2 separate regions of the Mus musculus genome follow, and region 2 is linked to region 1. A link is a loop called in an ENCODE intact Hi-C map of the cell type or tissue named here. Cell type or tissue: left cerebral cortex. All regions are shown on one strand. Links, peaks and the distances in the headings refer to the core of each region. The heading gives the core; the rest is flanking DNA.

Region 1 (10,581 bases), core at 1,741-9,740:
GCCCCTCCCCATCCTTCAGCTCCTACAGTCTTTCTGCCATGTATCCTGAGTCTTCCTGTAGTTTATACCAGCATCCCATTTAGTGTTGAGCATCAATAGTCAGCTATAGGACTTGGTAATTAACAGTTGCCTACTACACAAAGACACATCTCCAAACAAGATGAGAGCAGAATTAATCTCTCTCATTCATCCTTTGATGACATCTATAATTATAGTTGACCAGAGTTAGGTAAATGTTATCAACAATCCCTAGAAAGTATAAATTATGGCAAGTGTAAATGCCTAGATACTGTCCTGTATTTTTTTCTCTAGAAAACACTACATTATTGTTTATATCTTTCCTAAGATATCTCATGAAGCCCAGGCCAGTCTTGAATTCACTGTAGATCAGAGGCTGGTCTTGAACTCTTGAACCTCCTGCTTCCATGTCTCAGGTACTATGGTTACAGACACATACCATCGCACCCGGCCATTTTTGTTATCTCTTGACTTCTTAGGAATTAAGAAATGTTGCTCATCAGCTCCTCGTATTTACTTCCTGAATAGTCACCAGCAGTTCACTGAATGAATGCCTGAGTGGTGTTAAATTGTGCATACGCACGTTTGCTTTGCGGTAAACAACAATGAAAAATCTTTATCTCTTTTCCAGACTCTCCTAGATATGCAAAGTCAGAAATGAGGTATTTCTTTCAACAAAGTTAAAGGTCACCAGCAGCATATTCACAATTCATACGGGCAATGATATTTACAGAGCCATTGGTGCTACCCAGCATTCTAAATGGTTGGTATATTACTGAGCTAAAGCTGGTGACTATGAACCTATTTTCATATCAGCATGCAGAGCTCCAGCTACTATATTCAATCTTATAGTCATATTTCTGATAATGAAATATGTAAACAGTGTGGCTTTGTATTTGCAAATCAGAGCTCTCTATTCTGGCTCATTCTGTCCTCTGTGGAAGGAAAAAAAAAAAAACAAGGCAAGGGAAGCTCTCTGGCAAAGATGAAGAAGCTGGGGAATTGCTGTAAGAGTAAGTTAACACATCGTGAGTGAGGAATGTGCCCTGCACACTGTGAAGGGAAGCCCACTGGCTCTTAGATGTAGCAGTGAGCAATGAGATCTAGCTGTCAACCCCACTGACTCATGTTTGCCAATCAATAAACCCACCTACAAATCCACAGCTGAAGCTATGTGCTCACAGAACTTATTTACTGCTGTGGCCATGGTTCAGGTGATATTCCTTATGTCAATTGTCCTTAAATAACAAAACACTTTAAGGAATTACTTATGACTGGATGGCAGACAGACGCTCCATCCTGTGAACAAACACGCTATTGTGTAAGTTGTCTTTTGACTGTTGCATACTCATTACATAGAAAATACCCATCCTAAATTCCTATCAATTGTTTTTAAAAAATAATTATGTGGACAACAGTCTCATACACATTCATACGTAATAGTCCATATTATGTTTTATAAAAACTGTAAATTTTAGCTGGGCATGGTGACTCATGCCTGTGATCCTAGTATTTGGGGGACGGAGGCAGGTAAGCTGCTCTGTATTTGAGAAGAGTCTGGGATATATGGTAAGATCCCATTTCTCTTTCTTTCTTTCTTTCTGTCTGTCTGTCTGTCTGTCTTTTTTATTTTGGGTTTTTTTTTTTTTTTTTTTTTTTGAGACAGGGTTTCTTTGTATAGTCCTGGCTGTCCTGGAACTCACTTTGTAGACCAGGCTGGCCTCGAACTCAGAAATCCGCCTGCCTCTGCCTCCCAAGTGCTGGGATTAAAGGCGTGCGCCACCACCTCCCGGCAAGATCCCATTTCTAAATAACAGTATTCTAACTTCTCTGAGAAGGCATAAGAAACGTCCCATTGAGAGAGGAGGACCTGCAACTGACAGGCTACAGAGGGACAGACCGAAAAGAGTTCTGCTCCACAACACTCTTCAAGCAGAGTTTAGTGTATAAAGCAGAAGAGAAATACTATCAGTTTAAAACGGCAGGCTTTACATTCTTGTTTTTATTTTTCTTGGCTTTAATAAGTAGCAGCACAAACAAGACAGAGAAAGCCATTCTGTTGGAGCGTGATCAGCTAGGCAGTGATGTCACCCAGGGTGACTGTGTTTCTCCACACAGGAGGGGACAACAAGTGTGGCTGCAGGCTACGTTTCCTGCTTCGTAAATGCTGCATTTGGGTATAAGTGTTGACTCAGCAGCCAACAATTAGGGAATTCTGAACCCCAAAAGAGAGGGTGATAGTAAAGTTTTGGTGGTGGTGACATTTGAGTGTTTTCATAGAAGTAGCCAAAGATTCTGCTTTGACAATGTCAGCTACCAGATGAGACGGAGCAATAGAGATAGAATGTGTTCTCTTCTGTGAAAACGTCCATCCTCGCCCCCCAAAACAAATCTCAACAGTTTTCAAAACACTTGAGAATTTGGCAACATAAACAGTGAGCCTGGAACAAACCAAGTCTCATAGTGTCCCTACTTACTGCTGAGGCTTCCAGACTCTGAGCATGACGGAGCACAGCAGACACCTTGAGCTGAGTTGGAGTTGGAAGATTGAAGAACTGAACTGAAAAGACTCTGTAGAACAGAGCCCCGAGGGAAGCAAGATGGGGCTTGGGGGTACTGGGCAGACTAGCAACCACCCTGCATGAAGGATTACCTGAAGGTGGAAGCTCATGAAAGGCTGGAAGTGAACAGTGCTTGGTCCTCATTCAGGATGGGAAATGGTACATGATGCCTTAAGGCAGACTAGGAAACCTTTGAATTCCGGGTACCCAGAAGCAGACCCAGGAGTCTTGCCCAGGTGATGGGAAACAGTTAGTTGACAGTAGAGTGAGCTCTGTTCTGGGCTTGCCTACCAAATCATAAAAACAAGTCTGGAAAAAAGCAAACTGCATCCTAATAACTAGACTGCACCCAGAAACAAATACGAAGAATATTTATGTGTGGATAAAAGCAAGTAGCGTTCAAAAAGATAAAATTAGTAATATCTAGGGGGTTGGTGAGATGACTCAGAGGTAAGAGCACTGGCTGCTCTTCCAGAGGATCTGGGTTCCATTCCCAGCACCCAAATCAGGCACATCAAATTTTAAAACTTTTAAGAAGATACAACAAGCAATTGCTTAACAGGCAATCACATGTCATCAGGCTGGCAAAACATGGCTAGAAGGAAAAATGACGTCAACCCAAGACCACCCAGAACTGAGGCATAAATTAGTCTATGTGGCCAAGGATAGGAAAATACCTATCACTATTACATTTTGTATGGTCTGAAGTTAAGTAGTCACATATACCTGTACAACATCTCTTTTTAAAAAATCCTTCTTATAATAAATGCTCAAACACCCCCCGAGGATACAACAACAGAAACGACATGAGGTAATATGCATACACACACATACACACACATGTATGCACGCACACACATATGCACGTACACACACATGCACTTGTACACATGAACACATGCCAACCCTCATACATGCGTACAAACATAGACTGCCCCCCCACCACATATGCACACAGACATGCACACATGGGAAAAATATACAACAACAAACATGCAACCAAAATAAACCAAAACAGAATACCTCAACCCTAAATGAAAACAAAGAAACAACTTAAGCCTTAGAGTCACTTCTAATGGCCTGGTACCAGCTCCTGAGACTATGGCCACAAACCCAGGTGGGGTAACATGACTGAATGTGGAGTTTGTGAGAGAAAAAAAATCTGGCAACAGTAAAAGGTTTCTGAATATGCCACAACCAAAGCCTGATTCACAGTCAGCTGTGTGAGGAACCAGATGTTTCAGGCGGTGCTTGCCTGTGTTGCCTCTCTCCACATCACTGCAGGCTCAGTTCTGAACACACAGCATGCATACTTTGCCCTGTGCACAGCTTACATAAGAACATGCCAGCTAGCAATGCCTGAAACCAGACAACCCACAGTTACCTACGCTGAGTGTTAGGTACTGGAGTGTTTTGAATGTGCGTGCAAGCTTTTCTCCACTTGCAGAAGTATAATGATTTCATTATGAAGAACAAAGAATGGTGCTACCTCCCTACCACGATGTCTCAGCATGGAAGTACCAAATTAGTGTCTCTTTGGATTGCAGTGTATCAGAACACTTGATTTTAAACATGGCTGTTTGGGTAGGTGGCTTGAGTTTCATGGAGTTTCACTTGGGATTAGGACCAAATTTCCAACAATTTCTCAAATGTCCTTGAAACACAACACTTCTGCTACATCTGCATTTCACAGTTGTATGAAAAAGTGTTCTTAGCACTGACAATTATAACACCAAAATGTTAGTTAACTATGAAAAATTTTGAAGATTTCCTACATCCTATAATAACCAACCTTCAGCCAAGATTGAATTCTATATATAAAAATAAACACATCCATTTCAGTAGTATGAACATTTACTTTTAGCTTTAAAAAAATGGTAAGATGTGTGCATATATCAAAAAATTGTTTTAAAATGAATCTCTATATGATTTGTTACCAATAATTTTGATACCTATTTTATATACCTAGATGTCTGGAGTCACATAAAAAAAGAGGTCACAAGGAGATTACTGATCACCCAGCTCAGCCAAATTGTTGAGTCCCAGGTCCTAGTGAGAATCTGTCTCAGAATACAAGATGGACAGACAGTTCCTGAGGAAAGACATCCAAGGTTGTCTGATCTGTACCGGCACATGCACACACATGCACTGGCACACATATGACCCACATACGTGTAAGCATACACAAATACCTCGCAAATACCACACCCCCCACATACACACCCCTTTCTAAATCTAATATAAAGAATAAACCTAGAAACCCAAAACACTTAAGTCACAAGAAACACGAAGAAAGCTGTATCACGGTATTGATACACATAATCAAACTGTCTCAAGTGGAAACTTGGAAAAACAGCTGGAGAAAAAGACACTTCACACACTGAGCCACAAAGACTTGGTGTGGCGGCAGATACCCCATCAGCAACAACATAAGAAAAATCATAATGAATCATTATTTTTGTAGAAATGAAAAAACTGCCAATGTATGCTTTTATATCCTATGGACTAACATTCAAAAACTGAAGACAAAGGCCAGCCAGTGCTTTCAGAAAGAAGCTTGGAAGGATAAGTCACCAGCAGACTCACATGGTATGGGGAATGTTACCCAGTGTCTTTCAGGTGGAAGAAAAGTTAAGTCAGGCAGAAAAGAGTGAATGAAGACAAAACAGAAATGGGGGCCCCAGTGATAACCATGCTTTTATAGTGTTTAAATATCTTTGAAGGTGATCAAAACTTCACACAGAAGTAGTGATGTCCCCAGTATCTGCAGCAGAGCCAAAAGTGAGGCATGATGGGAACTGTCTACACGGAGAAACGGAAGGAGCTCACAGGATGTGTGCAATGCTGGGGCTTCCCTGAGACAGATGTGGTTCGCTGAAGATGTATACCGTCAACTCAAAAGCAATCATGAAGACAGCAAACCAAAGAGAGTTCATCCAACCAGGGCGGTAAAGTGAGGTCATAAAACACTCAGTGAAAGGCCGGCGAGATGCTAAATCCCTTGCCGCGCAAGCACTAATCCTCAGAGCTCATGGGAAGCCAGGCACAGTCTGTGTGTAATTCCAGTGCTCACGGGGGATAGGAGACAGTGCTAGGAGACTAAAGAGCCAGGCAGTCTGGCAGACACAGTATGTGAGCACGGTCTCGGACAGGTGGTAGGTGAGGATCATCTCCCAAGGTTGTCCTTGAACTTCCACACATGTGCATTGGCAGGGATGTATAGTTACTCACATATGTACATATACATACATCACACACACACACACACACACACACACACAAATTCAACAGAAATAAAAAAACATAGGAAGGTGCCACACCTGCACCAGGGCTGTCAGTAGTCATAGCATATATAACTAGCATAAATACTCCAGTGAAGAGACAGAGTATGAAGGCCAGCGCTGACTCGAGCCTGAGGGTCTTGAGTTTTCTGTTACTCATGTAAAAGAGAGAACGGACTCCACCCCTGAAAGCTTCCTTCTGATCTCCCTATGTGTGCCTTAGAGTGTGCAGCCCTGCACCGTGACACACACAATACAAATAAATAAAGATTAAAAAAAAAATAGCCTGGGCTGCATAACAACAGTCTTTCCCCAAACCCAGCCAGCTCCCTCCCCAAGGCCCACACTAAGGCCATACAGAAGCAAATGAAACCAAACCAAACTAGGCAGGCATTTCAACTTAGCTGCTGTATCACTTCAATCCCGACCCTCTCTCTCTCTCTCTTTTTTTTCTGAAATGTTTAACTGATGTTTGTAAAAGTAACTCGTCCTTGAGGGACAGAAACAAAACAGAGGAAAACAACCTCAGCTGGCCCACGACTAAAGAGAACCGACCTGCTGCTGAAAGTGGTCAGTCGAGCTCAGCTGCCAGCTCTGTTTCCTTGGAGCTAAGGTGGGAGTGGCCTTAGGGACTGGCAGGCTGGACGGGAACTGGGATTGCTTTTTTTTTTTTTAAGTATGGTGAATGCTAAAACGAGGAGGCTTCCTGCACTCTGAAGGGATCCATCTTTCTGTCTTTCTTGCTCATACCGTGGGGAGCCTCCCTTGGCTACCTTTGAAGCAGTGACTTAGTGGAGGTGTAATTATCCCGCTTCACCATCCGGCATCTGAAGAAGGGCCCAGGAGGGGAGGGCTGAGGAGAGTGCCTGGGGAGGGGAGAGGGGTTGGGATGGGGTGGGTTGAGGAGAGGGCCTGTTGAGGAGTGGGTTGGGGGGAGGGGTTGCGGAGGGGTAGGTTGGGGAGCTGATATTGAGGAGAGAGACTGTATTCTTTCCCAAGTTAGGATGTAAAAGGGCAGGCAAGACCATGTCACAGTCTCCGGGGAGACATCCCACGAACACACAAACAAGTGTCTTACCTTGTGTACACAGGCCTTTGCGTTCAGGAAAAACAGCTCCACGGTGTTCTTATCCTTTAGGAAGGATATGCTCTCGATGTAGAACCTGAAAGACAGTGTACGGAGTTCAATCCTTCAGACTTGACTTCCAGCTCTTGGCATGATTTCATTTCCTCAAAGACAGCGTTAAGGAGCCACATGGTCCTGCTTTGGTTTTTATGTCGCACACCACCTCAGTGCTCCCACACACCTACCTGCAGATGAAGTCGCCTACAGAGCATTAACTGTGTGTAGGCCGTGAGTTAAAGTGAGATTCAGCATGGGGTCCACCTGCAAACACTGTGTGTGTGTGTGTGTGTGTGCTCTCCCCCACACACAACTCATTCCGTGAACACACAAGCCCGGTGAAGAGCCCAGAGCAAGCAGGCCATGTCATCTGAATGTCAAGGCATCCTGCTGGTCCAGCAGTGACCAGCGTTGGGGTTGGTGGGGGACTCCAGGCCTTACCCCATCTCACACAGAGTTACAGTTAGGCCGGCTCTTTCCCTTTCTTTGCGGAGCTAGGGTTTCCCTTGGCTGGAAGCCAAGCTCCCCTTAGCTGTTAGTTTTGCTCTTTTCTCATGCAAATCAGGGCACAACAGGCCTCATTCCCCTTGCCCTTTTTAAGATTTTCCTTGTACAGTGTGTGAGCCAACACAGATTCTAAGTTCCCTTTTAGCTGGGGGTGGGGGGATGGGGGTGGGGGGGGAGGGTGGTTCTGACAGCTTTGAGATGGGAAGGGAGGAAGGCATCGAACCTTCCTCAACAACACACAGTGCTAAAAGCTGTCTAGGGAGGACTGGGGCTCTGCGCTGAGCACAGGTAAACCTGAGCCCTGGCATTTTTTTGAGTTCTAGAATCTTCTTGTTAAATTATACAGGAGGGACATAATGTCCTAGGGCAACTCACACAGCTGGGGTCCTCAAAAGGAACTTGCTCTCAAACCAGTGAGAATGGAAACACAAGAGGACTGTGGTAGGGGAATGATCTCCTCAGGCCATAGGGAAGTCACATGGGGAAGTCACATGGGGAAGTCACATGGGGCTTGGGCATTTTGTTACTTTTTTCCTTTCTTGTTAATGAAATATGTGAGCCACTAATGCAGCTGAAAAGGCTGTAAAAGAAGTTGTCACCGAAATGTTAAGATGGTTTGGAAAATGGCACCTCTGTGTGTTGCCTTGTCAGGCCGAGGCTCCAGGAGGAGAATAAATCTGGGATATTTGTACTTAAAAGGGTTTAGCTCACTGCTAAGTGAGATTAATGGAGGCTGGGAGACTTGGTTTTTGAAAAGTGTGAGGGCAGGAAAGGAAATGAGGAGTTATGGGAAAACAGGCTTTTGAATAAGAAAAATCTAGACTGTCATCTCTGTTTATTAACATGAACAGAGGTGTGTAGTCTTGTGTCTTTATCAAGGTAAGTGTCATGGCTGAACTTATAACTTTGGAGAGTTGAAGTTAGATATTAAGTGTGAACTATTTTCTTTTTAATCTTATGATTGCTAAGAAAATCTCTCCCCTGTCCTTCTGATTCATGGATGGCACTGGTTTTCAACCTTCCTAATGCTGTGGCCCTTTAATACAGCTCCTCATGTTCTGGTGACCCCCAGCCACAAAGTTACTTCCATTGCCACCTCATAACTGTAATTTTGCTGCTGTTATGAATCATAATAGAAATATCAGATATGAAGAGGGTCTTAGGCGACCCCTGTAAAAGAGTCATTTGATCCCAGAGGGTTGCAATCCACAGGTTAAGAATAGCTGCTGTATAGCAGGAATAAAGTGACATGTGCCATCTGATCTACATAGATCCTTTTGTATCAGGGGGAGCTACTGATACTTTACTCGGAGGGCTCTCCTGTGATCACAAGACATTACACAACAAATGGGGTGGCCAGTACAATGCCTAGGTATGGTAAGTGTTAGCATTCTGTCTAAAGTCCACCCCTACTGTTACCTGGCAATAACCAGGTATGCTCCTCCCCACAGTCTTTGACTCTATAAAGATAACCCAAGGAGGTTTCCAGTAAGAGACTGGAGGGGCAGCATCAGGATCCTGGCTGTTGATCTGCCTCCCGCCATATGCTGGGCTATGCTCAGAATTCTCATGTATTCTCCCGTTTAACCGTCACAGGCTCAGGTCTGTTATCATCCTTTCATGGGAATAGCCACGGAAAGTCAGAGCTCTGCTTGAAGAATAGGCTACATCTGACTTGGCCTCTTTCGACTCTATTGAGAATACTGTTAACTTCTTTCTGGCTGCCTCTCCAGCTGCTGCTGGGTGAGCAGTTGTACAGGAAGCTAAGCCCTCAGGAACCGCAGCTATCTCATTTATGTTAATAAACTTATTGAGAAACAAGACTGGTGTCATCATTAGTGTACTAACATGTATGAACATATGTTTTCTCTCTGCCTTCAAAACAGCAAAGCCAGCACTTCTGGGCAGCAGCGAGCAGGTGATAGATCTTGAGCTAAAGTGTACAGTTGGAGCTGCCTAGAAGGGAGAAGCTCCCCCAGAGAAGAGATCTCCTAGCCCAGAATCCCCTGCCATACCAAAGACTCCCAAACCTACCTTCCATTCCAAGAGTCTCTATTTCTATCCCTCCTTTACCTTTTAAAATCACACTCTGTATTCAATAGAATATCTCCTGTCCAAAAGATTCATTTTGTACATTGTTGAGAGTACAGCGATGAAAACAGAACATTCATTGTCAACCATCAGCCAGCCAGACATGAATTTATTTATGACTAGAAATTATACCTTTACCAGACACTGAATACCTGATTGGCAACAAACATTGAGAAAGATAACGGGGAAGTTAGGGGCAGTAATGACGGTATTGATAAGGACAGTATTGATAACCATTTACCTAGAGTGCTCTAGGAGCTGGCCACTGGGTAGGAATTCCCCATATTGTTTTTATCTCCACTTTTTAGGTTGAAGAGAACTAGAGAACGTACTTGCCAAACAGAAACATTCAGATCTGTAGAATTGGCTACTGAGTGACAACCTACTTGGCTCAAAAGGATCAACTATATCACACCATTCTCATCCAAAGACACTGAAGATGAACAGGTTTCCCTTCAGAGACCACCCGTCATAAAGGAGAAGCAGCATACACAGCCATAACACAACACGCTGATTACTCTCATTCAGGCATTCTGTCACTCTGGACTACTGCAGTGACTACCTCTCACAGAATAGAACTGTACAAAAACCATAAGCGCAATGGACTTTCACTCTGATGAGGTCATAACAATTCTTTCACCCTATTTAAAATCCAATTCTCATTCAGATTTTCTCTCTCTCGCCAGCACTTTCTTCTTAAATTCTGTATCTGAATCAATAACACTGAATTGATCTGCAAGGAAAATCACATGTGCGAAGCCAGAAGGCTGCTGGTTGGATATGAATTGGTGAGGTTGAGCAGGGGACTATCCTTGGAGGATGGGAGAATATACTCTGATGTGTAGGTGTGTGGCCCATGCTAGACCAGGCCAGTGTTTTCACTGTGGTATTTAACACGGGTAGAGTGATAAAGATGTCTGGATCTTAGTTTGTCTGCCAGTATCAATCTAGTGCATGGCTCTGTCCTCAAGTTCCTGCTCTCCAGACCCTCTCTGAAGCC
Region 2 (10,581 bases), core at 1,323-9,322, 49 kb before region 1:
CCTGCGCTCATATATGAACATACAGAAGGGCAAATACACATAACACACAAATACAAACAAATCCTTTTAAAAAGCTAACTTGGAAATGGATCTCTTTTAACATTAGCATCTAAGCATGTATATGTGAATTAAAAACAAAACAACAACAACAACAACAAAAAACCCAATAGTTAATTTTCCTGGTTGAGCTTGCCATGAGAACCCATGCGTAGAAACCCAGAGCTTAGGAGCCTGAGACAGGAGGCCTGTTTCCTGCAAGTGTACAAATACTTATCAGACATGAACTGAAGGGTTTGCAGGCAGGCCTCCAAGAATGAAGCAAAGTCCTACAGCTGGGGATTCTATTTAACCCCATGTTCCATACAATCAAAGATGCACTGTTGGAGAATGGACCTAGTTCCTAATACCTGCTAGTCCTTGGCATAGTCTGGCAGAGGATTTGCTGAGGGGGCCCCTTCTCTGTCTTAGCTAAAACCCCATACAACTCGTCCAGGTTCCCGCCTCTCATGAAGAACGGGAGACGCTTAATAATCCCTAACAGTTAGAAAAGTGTACTTTCATGTCTGGCAGATAGTTGTAATGGGGGTTAACCAAGCTACTATCTGAGCTTGACCCAGGGTTTAGGACTAGCACCTTATCTAAATTATGTGCTTATTGACAGAACCTTGGTTACTGCTTAGAAACACAGTTTCCTTGACTGCTAAGGCAGGTGTGGATAACGCCAAGGGGTTAAACACTAAAGGGTAGGCTCCTATTTCCTATTGGGCAGACAGAATGCTGCCCCTCACATATATCCCTGTGACATGGGTGGGGCTGTGACTCAGAAGTAGTGTGCTTGAGGCCTTGGGCTTGACTCCCAACCCTGCAAGGTAAGGAAATAAATAAATTCCCATTCTTTCAGTAATCTGTGGAATTTGGCCTTCAGTAGTAAACTTTGCTTCTTATCCTCTTCCCTTGGACTTGACCCCACACCCTTCCTTTTCTCTCCTCTTCTCTTTCTTAGATAAGGTCTTGTATATCCCAGGCTGGTGTTTATTTGCTAGGAAGACCTTGAACCACTGGTGTCCTCCTACACCTAACATGACAGGCATGGGCCACCATAGCCAGTTTCTGCAGTTTAGGAGTCAAGCTGAGGATTTCCCAGACTCTAGGCCAGCGCTCTACCAACTGAGCCACATCCCCAGACCTGCTCAGCTAAATCTGTTTACTAGTTCCTAGGGGAAATGATAGTAAAAATGGCAAAAAACGCACCACATGCCCTCCCTTACACAAGACGAACTCACCAAGTTTTCAGTTTGGCGTGGTATGGAAGTGTAATTGTGTAATTTCCATGCTCAGTATTGATCTTGCCCCTGGCTAGGTTTGACTGAATCTTTCAAATGATGCACTGGCACTACAAGGCCTACTCAGTTATGAAGCCATCATAGTAAGCAAACAGTACTGGGTTGTTAGTCTATGATGCTCAGAAAGTCAGGCGTACTAAATACACTCAGGCTCTGAAGACAGAGATGTGGCTCAGTTGGTAGAAAGACTGTCTGGCATGCATGTCCTGGGTTCTACTGCATGAGCCAGGTCTGCTGGTATACACCTGTGATCTCAACACTTTGGAGACAGGGACAGGCTGATCAGAAGTTCAAAGCCTTTCTCGGCTACATAAGGAATCAGAGCCAGGGACAGGCTAATTGGGCTGACCTACATAAAAACGTGTTTCCCATTCAAAACCCACTGAGTGACAAAGGCAGCAGTCTGACCTATCAAGTGGGTGAGGAACGGGTGCAATTGAATCAACACAACACAAAACAGGTTCTGTGGGCAGTGACAGGAAACATCTATCCAAAGCAAGAGAATTGACCAGGAGGACTGACCCAGCCTTCTGGGTGCCCAGCCCAGAAGAGCAGTTTCAGGAGAGTCTGGGTGACCTTCTAGTGACACATCATGATGCCATCACTCAATACTCTAAAGTAGTCTTTGAGGACAAAGGTCCACAGTCACAGGGTGGCAAACCCCTGGTCTGCATTCATGGCATAAACATTATCATCCCCATTTCACAGATGGGAAAACTGAAACTTAAGAGGTGAAGTGACTTAATCTCACATTAAGGACAGTGCAGTTATAGTTCCAGGGATATGCTTTAGCAACGTGGGATCGCCTCGCCCAGGTTCCTCAAGGAGGGGACAGAAAAACAGGAAGGGACAGAATTGACAAGGGGAAGATCTTTTTAGCAAAGGGCTTCAGATTTCCTTATTCTGATGGCCCAGATGAATTTCTTCAGAATGTGTGTTTCATGGGTGGTGAGTGCCTGTTTTTTGTTTGTTTGTTTGTTTGTTTTGTTTGTTTGTTTTTTGTTTGTTTGTTTTTTTGTTTTTTGAGACAGGGTTTCTCTGTATAGCCCTGGCTGTCCTGGGACTCACTTTGTAGACCAGGCTGGCCTCCAACTCAGAAATCCGCCTGCCTCTGCCTCCCGAGTGCTGGGATTAAAGGCATGCGCCACCACGCCCGGCTGAGTGCCTGCTTTTAAGTCTATATTAAGTCTGGATTAATTTAAACTGGATTAACTGCATAAAGGATTTAAACATAGATAAGAAGACTCCACGTGTTACCCTTCTGTCATTTGGTATTTCTCCAAGTAAATCAAACCAAACTACAGACTGCATGTCTTTTTGTAGCCAAATACACCAAGTCTAGTCAACTTTTGGCATTTTGGGTGGGGAGGGTCTCACGTAGCCCAGGTTGGCCTAAAAACTTGCTGTGTAGCTGAGGCTGGCCCTGAATTCTGGATCCTCCTGTGGCCATCTCCAAAGTGCTAGGATTACATGCATATATAATTATGTCCAGTTCCAAATTCAGGTTTTTGAAAACTGTTTTATATATGTGACAAAGCCAACCACAGTGATTTTCAGTGTAACCTTAAACCAGATAGTGTAAACTCTGCCAAGCAGCCTGACTTTCAGGTTTCCCTGATGCCCAACTCTTATCCTGACAACACACGACATAAAAATACTTATGATAACATTCCTGGCCATTGACCTATATCTGTTACCACTATGGGATAGGATGAAGACTGTAAGAAGCAAGTTTATCTGAAGTTAATCCTGAACAACAACAAAGTTCTATGTAGCCAAGAATGACCTTGAGTTTAGCATCTTCTTGCCTCTACTTCCCAGGTACTGGGATTACTGTCTTATGCCACCATACACAGTTTCCATGGTGCTAGGGAGTGAACCCAGAGCTTCAGGAATGCTAGGCCTTCACTTTACCTGACTGAGTTTATCCCTAGCTTAAAAATATAGGACCCTTCCCTTCCCGTCATCCTCACCAGGGACATAATACTATGCTATGGACCTAGATTCTAATGCTATCTTGTTTTTTTTTTTGTTTTTTGTTTTTTTTGAGACAGAGTTTATCTCCATAGTTCTGGCTGTCCTGAAACTCACTACACTATGTAGAACAGGCTGACTTTGAACTCACAGTGATCTGCCTGCCTCTGCTTCCCCAGTGCTGGGATGAAAGGCCTGTGCCACCACTGCCTGCACCATTTCTGATTAATTACTGTAACCAGTTTAGAAAAACTGCTTATAGATGAGAGTCAATTCTGTTAGCAGCTAAAACAACCTACTACCTTCATCTTCTGCCTATATAGGCCAAATTTTAAAAATACACAGTTCCAACCAGCCAGGTAAGCGAGCAGAACTCACTGGTCCCAGCTCCTGACTTGACAGACGGAAAAGAGGCCCAGGCATGTTTGAAGAATTATCAAGGCCCCACACTAACTAATAACAGGACCAATAGACCAGAGAGTTGCATCTTGGAGACATGGAGTTGAGCCACCAGGTAAGAAGAAGAGCATAGAGTTCCAAAGAGGGAAGACAAGGCAGGGAGGGGCTAAGAACAGCCCAGTGTCTGGACAAACGGGGACCCTCCTAGCCTCCTAAGTTAATGGAATCTGAACCATTCTTACCAGTTCTCCTGTCACCCCAGTTAATCATGTCTGGGTCATACATTAAACCAAGTCAGGTGGTAGCTATTAGCAGAGAACAAAGCCAAAAAGAATTAAGTAGCCATTGTGTGCATCTCTGCTGAGCTAGGTTCCCCTTTCATCTCCACAAAAGAGCCTTCTTCATGGGGCTCCAGGTGTGAGCATTCATTCTTCGGCTGCCTCTGGTCTCCAAGCTTCCTGGGATCTCTCAGCTCTGCTTCCAGAGAACGGTTCAAAGGGAAAATCTAATCACTGGCGTCTCAGGATTCCAACCCCAGGCACTTGCTCCCCTTGTTTGTGTTAATTTATTTTACTTTGTCTTCATATCAACCCAAGGCGGGTGTTATTTCTAATTTGCTGGTAAGTAAACTGTGGTTTGAGGCATACTTCTGTCTCCCCCACCCCCTGTTGTACCAGAGCAGACACAAAAGCAGCTAAGGGGTACCTTAAAAAGTGACCAAAAGACCAGCGCTCTACCTATTATTTGTACCAATAAAATTTCAGGTTCAGAATTAGACTTAAGACTAGATTTAGGGATGAGGCTCAGGTGGTAGAGTGCTTGCCTAGTGTCTTAGTTAGGGTTTCTACTGCTGTGGAGAGACAGCATGACCACAGCTGTAATTGCGGCTGGCTTACAGTTTTGAGGTTCAGTCCATTATCATCATGGTAGGAAGCATGATTGCATGCAGACATAGTGCTGGAGTTCTACATGGGCAGGCAACAGGAAGAGAGAGAGAGACACTAGGCCTGGCTTGAACTTCTCAAACCTCAAAGCCTACCCCCAGGGACACACTTCTTCCAACACCTCTTAATAGTGGCATTCCCTGTGGGCCTATGGGGCCATGTTCATTCAAACCGCCACACCTAGCACACAACATTCCCTGATTTCCATCCCCAGTACTGCATAAGCCAGGCCTGGCCATACAAGCCTGTAATCGAAGGACTCTTGAGGTGGAGGGAGAAAGATCTAAAGGTCCAACTCTTCACACTTAGCTACACTGAAAGTTCCAGGCCAGCTTGGGAGCCACAAATCTGTCTCAAAAACAAAACCTCTGAGCTCTACAGCTAAAGAGTACTGGCTGTTCTTCCAGAGGATCTGAGCTCAATCCCTACCACCCACATGGAGGCTTGCAATTGTAACTCCGATTCCAGGGGACTGTGGGCACTAGGCACATACACCTGCTTTCTGGCCTCTGTTGGTGCCAGTCCAGGCACACTTATGGTACACAGACATAACATTCATACATATAAAATAACAATTTTAATTAGAAAATACAAACCAAAACAAGGTCTCTAATTGGATTTGGTTCCAAGCTCCCTGTTCCTGGTTGTGTGGTCTCAGATAAATTAGCCTTTATAAGCCCAAGTTTCCTAATTAAAAACAAAAAAAAAAAAATTTTTTTTTTTGAGACAAAAATCTCACTTTTCAGCCCTGGCTAGCCTGGAATTCACTGTGCAGATCAGGCTGGCCTTGAATACAGACGAATCCTCCTGCCTCTGCCTCTGCCTCTTGAGTACTGGGATTAAGGCATGTGTCACTATGCCCCAGCTTCCAAGTTCATTTTAAAAGGAGGGATGGTGCTGACATGCTCGTACTGTTTTTGAGAATATCGTGACAGATGTTAGAAGGCACCGCTCGCGCTCAGTAAATGTTTGCCTTGCTTGCCTGTCACAGTGCCCAAGCGAGACTCTACCCAGGGGAACTGTTACCAGTGTGTTTATTCTTTTCTTATGTCGGTGTATTTATTTTGTCTTGGAGGAGTGTGGGCACACCTGCTACAGCCGGGGTGTGGAGGTCAGAGGACAGCTTGCAGGCGTCTGCTCTCTTCTTCCACTCCTTGGGTTCTAGGGATTGAACTCCAGTTGTTGTCAGTCCTGGTGAGGAGTGCCTTTACCACTGCGTTACTGTGTAACAGTTACTGTGTTGCTGAATTCTTACTATCATCCAGGAGAACACTCAGTAAATAATCAAGTTAGTGCTGTCAGAAGAGGTGTTTAGGCCAGTCACACTAAAATATTCTTTCTTAGTTAACTGAAATTCCAAATGAACTTTGTCTTCTCTGGGTTTCTGTTTGCTAAATCTGGTAACCCCAAGGGCCTGTAATAAACTGCAGGAGGAAGGAAATGGAAGGTGTGGGAAGCAAGAGTCCATGGCAGGGATGGGTGTGTGACCTGCACATGCAACATGACAGTCACATAGGTTATTGGTGTCACCAAACACCTTGCCAGTGTCAGGACTCTGTCTCTCTCCGCCCTCTTGGAAAGACTTGTCCTGACCCAGGACATATGCTAGTGTTCTAGAAAGCTCTGTCAGTCAGCTGGAGCTCTTTTGTCATTTCCTTTCCTCCTGTGGAAAAACTTTAAGGTTGTAGGCTGGACTGGGACCAACTGTCAACTTTTTTTTTTTTAAAGTCTAAAGAATGAACATGTAATGAGAGTTTTGTTTTTTTTTTTTAAACCATTATCCAGTCTGCAGATGACTCCTGTCATGTCTGCTTTGAACTATCAACTCCTAATAACTGGCAGAAACAAACCAAAACAAAACAAAACACCTACAAGAATTATTTAGGCTGAAAAGAAGGTTAACATAAAGACCTATAAATATTTTAAATAAAAATATTTTAGCTCTCATCATATAGATAGGAGCAGAAGGAACCAGAGTTGTCTTGGAGAGCTATTGATTTAAATAGCTACAGAATTTCAATTTTTAAAGTAAGGCAGTTTCAGAGATTGGCTGCTAATGGGAAATGTGGCGAACAGGGCTGACCTGTACTCTTAAAATCCAGAACTCGAAAACTGGAAACCAGGAGAACAAGAATCTGCATGCATGCTGTTTTCTCCAAAAGCACAGAGAGTCAGAATCTGCAAACTTCCTACTAGGGAAGTCAAGATTATATAGAGTCAACTTGAGGCCTGGAAGCTTTGTCGGTTCTTCCTACCTTAGGTAACTCTGCGCACTGACGGGTGGGTTAGCTGCGTCGGCCATGTTGGTACAGCCAACTGCAACGGGTTATGTTACAGCTCCTGTCATCACTCCATGTTTCCAGAACCACACCAAAAGATGTGCAAACACTCATCGGCAGGAATGCAAGATGCCTTGCTCACCATGTCAGCCTTAGCTCCAGGGTGGCGGGCCTCTGAGGACTCCAAGTAGTTCATGCCTACCACTCTCTATTGGTACAGAAGACTGACCGGTCCATGTCTGAAACAGCCAGCCATTGTCAACACCACACGGAGCTTCACTCCAGTCTCACAGAGTCGTCAGGAGTGGCCCAGCCTGGTCCACTCTTCTGGAGAAAATTTCACTGGGTCAAGAGGACAGGATTGATCTCCTTGGGGGTGCAGGTGGGGTTTCTGTTCTCTTAGTTGTAGCCCATCCTTCAGATGTTTAATATAAGGTAATTTAAGGTACAGACTATACAAGCTGCAAAGCCTCTGTTGTTCCGCAAGACTGTGGTTAGTGATATAAAGCCCACAGAACAGTGGTCGGGCTGTCACTCAGACATCAAACACTGCTGATGTGGCCCTTCTAGAACTCAGTGTATGTAAGTAGACTGAAACTTGGAGAAAATATAAGAAACTTGGTTTGATTTTTTTTGTTGTTGTTTGAACCAGGGTCTGATGCAGCTCACGCTGTCCTCAAATTCACCACACAGCCCAGGGTGACGGCATCTAACTTCTGATGCTCCCACTTCTACCACCCAGGAATGTACCAACAGGGCTTTATTCAGCTCTAATTAGTACTGGGGACATCGTGCACGTTGCCAAATGGACAACATCTCCAGATCCTTTGTTTAACTTTAACCAAACATCACGAAGAACGCACACGAAGAAACACACTTCTGTCTGCGTGTGGGTATGTTGAATTCCTTTCCATATACCATAAAGTCTTATTAAACAAACGAAAAAAAAAAAAAAAACCCTTTTTGGAGACTTTGTTTTTTACACGTAAGAGTGTTTTGCCTGCACAGATGTCTGTATGATGCATGAGTGTAATGCCCACAGAAGCCGGTGAGGGTGCTGGATACCCTGGGACCTGAGTTACTGGCTGTTGTAAGCCAGCACGTGAGTGCTGAGACTAGCACCCAGGTCCTCTTGAAGAGCAGCAAGTGCTCATAGCCACTGAGCATCTCTCTGGCCACCATAAACTTAGTAATTCACTAAATCTGTCCTGAAATAAGACAGACGTGTTCAAGTCTGACAATTTCCATCTTTGCTAATAAGTGTGTATTACAAGTTTGTGTTTTCTCTGAGATTCAAGGAAGCCCCTAACACACTTGATTCATCCAGGGCTCCAAAGCGCAGTGTTCTTACCGGTAAAGTGGGACAGCAATAATGCCATTGTCCTAGGCCTGCCAGGAGGGTGGAGGAAATAATAAAGCAGCCACGCCAGGCTGCTATTACCTATTCAATGTTACTTGAGACAGACTGGGTTTCAGACAGGGCAGCTACCATATCCATCAATTTGTTTGAAACCAAGTGGTTAAATTCCAAAGCTCTCAGGCATCGCTAATACCTCTTGGCTCATGCAAGTCCTCAGTTCAGCGCCTGACCTCTGGGAGCTGTCTGCTTGCTGTTGCTTTCTCACACTGGTGTAATGAGCCTGGGGTCACTGCTGTTTACCTATGAAACCTAGTTTCCTGGTGCACATAGACACCCTAACCTGGCATCTAGATTCTGCTCTTGCCCCACAACTCTACTTGCTGCTCTCTCTTTGTTCTCCTCAGATCCCCCACAAGAGTTTGCCCCAAACAAGCTCTGCTCAAACTCTTCTTCCAAAATGCCTTTAAGAATAGCAAGCCCCACCCTTCTCGGTTCCCTTCCTGCCAGGGATCCTTCAAAGTACTTAAAGTTAACATTATTGTGACCAGTAGGAAGCCCTGCTCTCAGAAGGCTCATTAGGAGTGGAGAGGGGACTTCTTTTTGCTTTAAATAGCTGACAGCCTGAATTTCCAAGTCAGCCCTTACACCGCAAAGATAACAAAGTGCTTTGGTAACACAACACAGGCAAACAGAGAATTCCGGAAAGCTGACCCGGCTTTATCACTGACCTGCCAGGCCAGCCACAAGCAGGCAAAAGGGGGTTTCGTTTGGTTTTGTTTCTAAGATCCTGAAAGCTGAGGTTACCAAGTAACTAAGTGTTGGGATGCTTCTGTTCGGAAGTGGAAGGACTTAGATTTTCACTTCACTTCTGGGTCAGAATAAGGGTCTGGTTTAACACCTAGCTTCAAATGGAAGGAAATCTTACCAATTTATGGTGGTGCTATAAAAATGTCCCTATTTCCCATGGGAAAGGAACTTCTCTGGATGTCTGAGAGCAATTAACTGAGGGGTGGGGGTGGGGGGGCTCAAGCCTGATTGCCACCAAGTTTCATTACATCATGTGAACTGTGATTTGTCCCCTCCCCACAAATAAATATAAAAAAAATTTTTTAAAAGAAATAAAATCTATCTTAAACACACACACACAAACATGCACACACACACTGGAATAATGTCAGGCTCAGATACACACAGATGTTCACCGCGACATTATTTGCAATCGCTAAAACATGGGCAACAACTCGCATTTGTAACAGGAGAATGGTACACATGTCTATCCATTTAGGCATATATATCGGCAATGCCTGTAATTCCACTAGTGAAAAAGGGGAGGCAGGAGGGTCAGGGGGTCAAGGTCATCTATGACTCTACAGTAAGTTTCAGGCCAGCTTAGGCTACATGAGACACTGTCTAAAAACAACTGCAACCAACAAGCATTCTGATGGTATATCAAAGTGATAATTCCAGAACAACTCCGGTCATCTCACAAATATTAATTCAATCCTTGTACCAACCTATGGCATGCTTACAATTATTACAAGTTGTCTTTCATGTTCCAGGAAACTAAGGTTTGGGGAGGTAAGTTTTTTTTTTTTTCAGATTATGCAGGCAGTACATGGAAGTCTTAGGGTTTGAATGAGCCTGTTGGCCTTGTAGAGGCCAACTGTAGGTCTTTGCTCTAACCATGATGACATGGACTGATCATCATTTTATTTTGCCTGATTTTCCTACATTGGTTCTATTTAAAAAAAAAATGTTTGGCAGAAGAATATACACTGCCCGTCAGGGAGGAGATTAGACAGGGGTGGGTGATGTTGAATTCTTTTCTATTGTCACCTTCAGTGACAGATACTCATGCCTTTTGTTCTTTTTATCAATACTTAATGCCTTTGTAAAGTACACTTTGTAATTTACAGCTCTTCCACTCCACTAACTTCCTCAAGAAAGACCCCAACTCACAGAGGAGGCATGGAAAGAATAAACAGCTCCTTTGGGGTAACCCTGAGAGTTTGTGCGAGGCTCAGTGTATATAAGACTCAGTTTATCATGTTCTCTTCCACTACCTGGTTTGAGATGGACAATTTCAAGAGAGTATGTGACACATCTTCAGCCTTGGGCTCCTCAAGGAAAGTCCTAGAATCTGGTTGAACATAAGGAAGGGCTGGGTAAGACAGAGCTAAGTCAACAATAGCAAACTACCATCTAAAGCCGAAATGTGTACATCCCTCAAGGAAGATCACTCACAGCCTCCATCTGTGTCAGGCCCTGGGCTCTCCCTAAGG

What was found. Peaks named below come from ENCODE experiments on the same cell type or tissue, not always from the same donor. Only the 100,000 strongest peaks of a DNase experiment are listed, where the experiment ranks them.
Region 2: it touches region 1 in a loop (2.1-fold over the local background); 3 of 42 quality-filtered maps call a loop at or near these places.

Annotation. Positions count from the first base shown.
Region 1 is chr6:97,389,255-97,399,835 of GRCm38, forward strand. It overlaps Frmd4b (FERM domain containing 4B), which reads right to left. Exons shown (of 23, transcript NM_001346637.1): 5 at 6,939-7,023. Among named protein-coding and RNA genes, the nearest start is that of Frmd4b, 93 kb to the right of the region's middle. In left cerebral cortex, for the core only: no CTCF peak of the experiment used is centred there; DNase peaks (open chromatin) are centred at 3,868, 6,445 and 7,505; H3K27ac peaks cover 1,511 bases.
Region 2 is chr6:97,341,036-97,351,616 of GRCm38, forward strand. All of the region lies in intron 7 of Frmd4b (FERM domain containing 4B), which reads right to left. Among named protein-coding and RNA genes, the nearest start is that of Gm32191, 93 kb to the left of the region's middle. In left cerebral cortex, for the core only: no CTCF peak of the experiment used is centred there; DNase peaks (open chromatin) are centred at 1,705 and 5,692.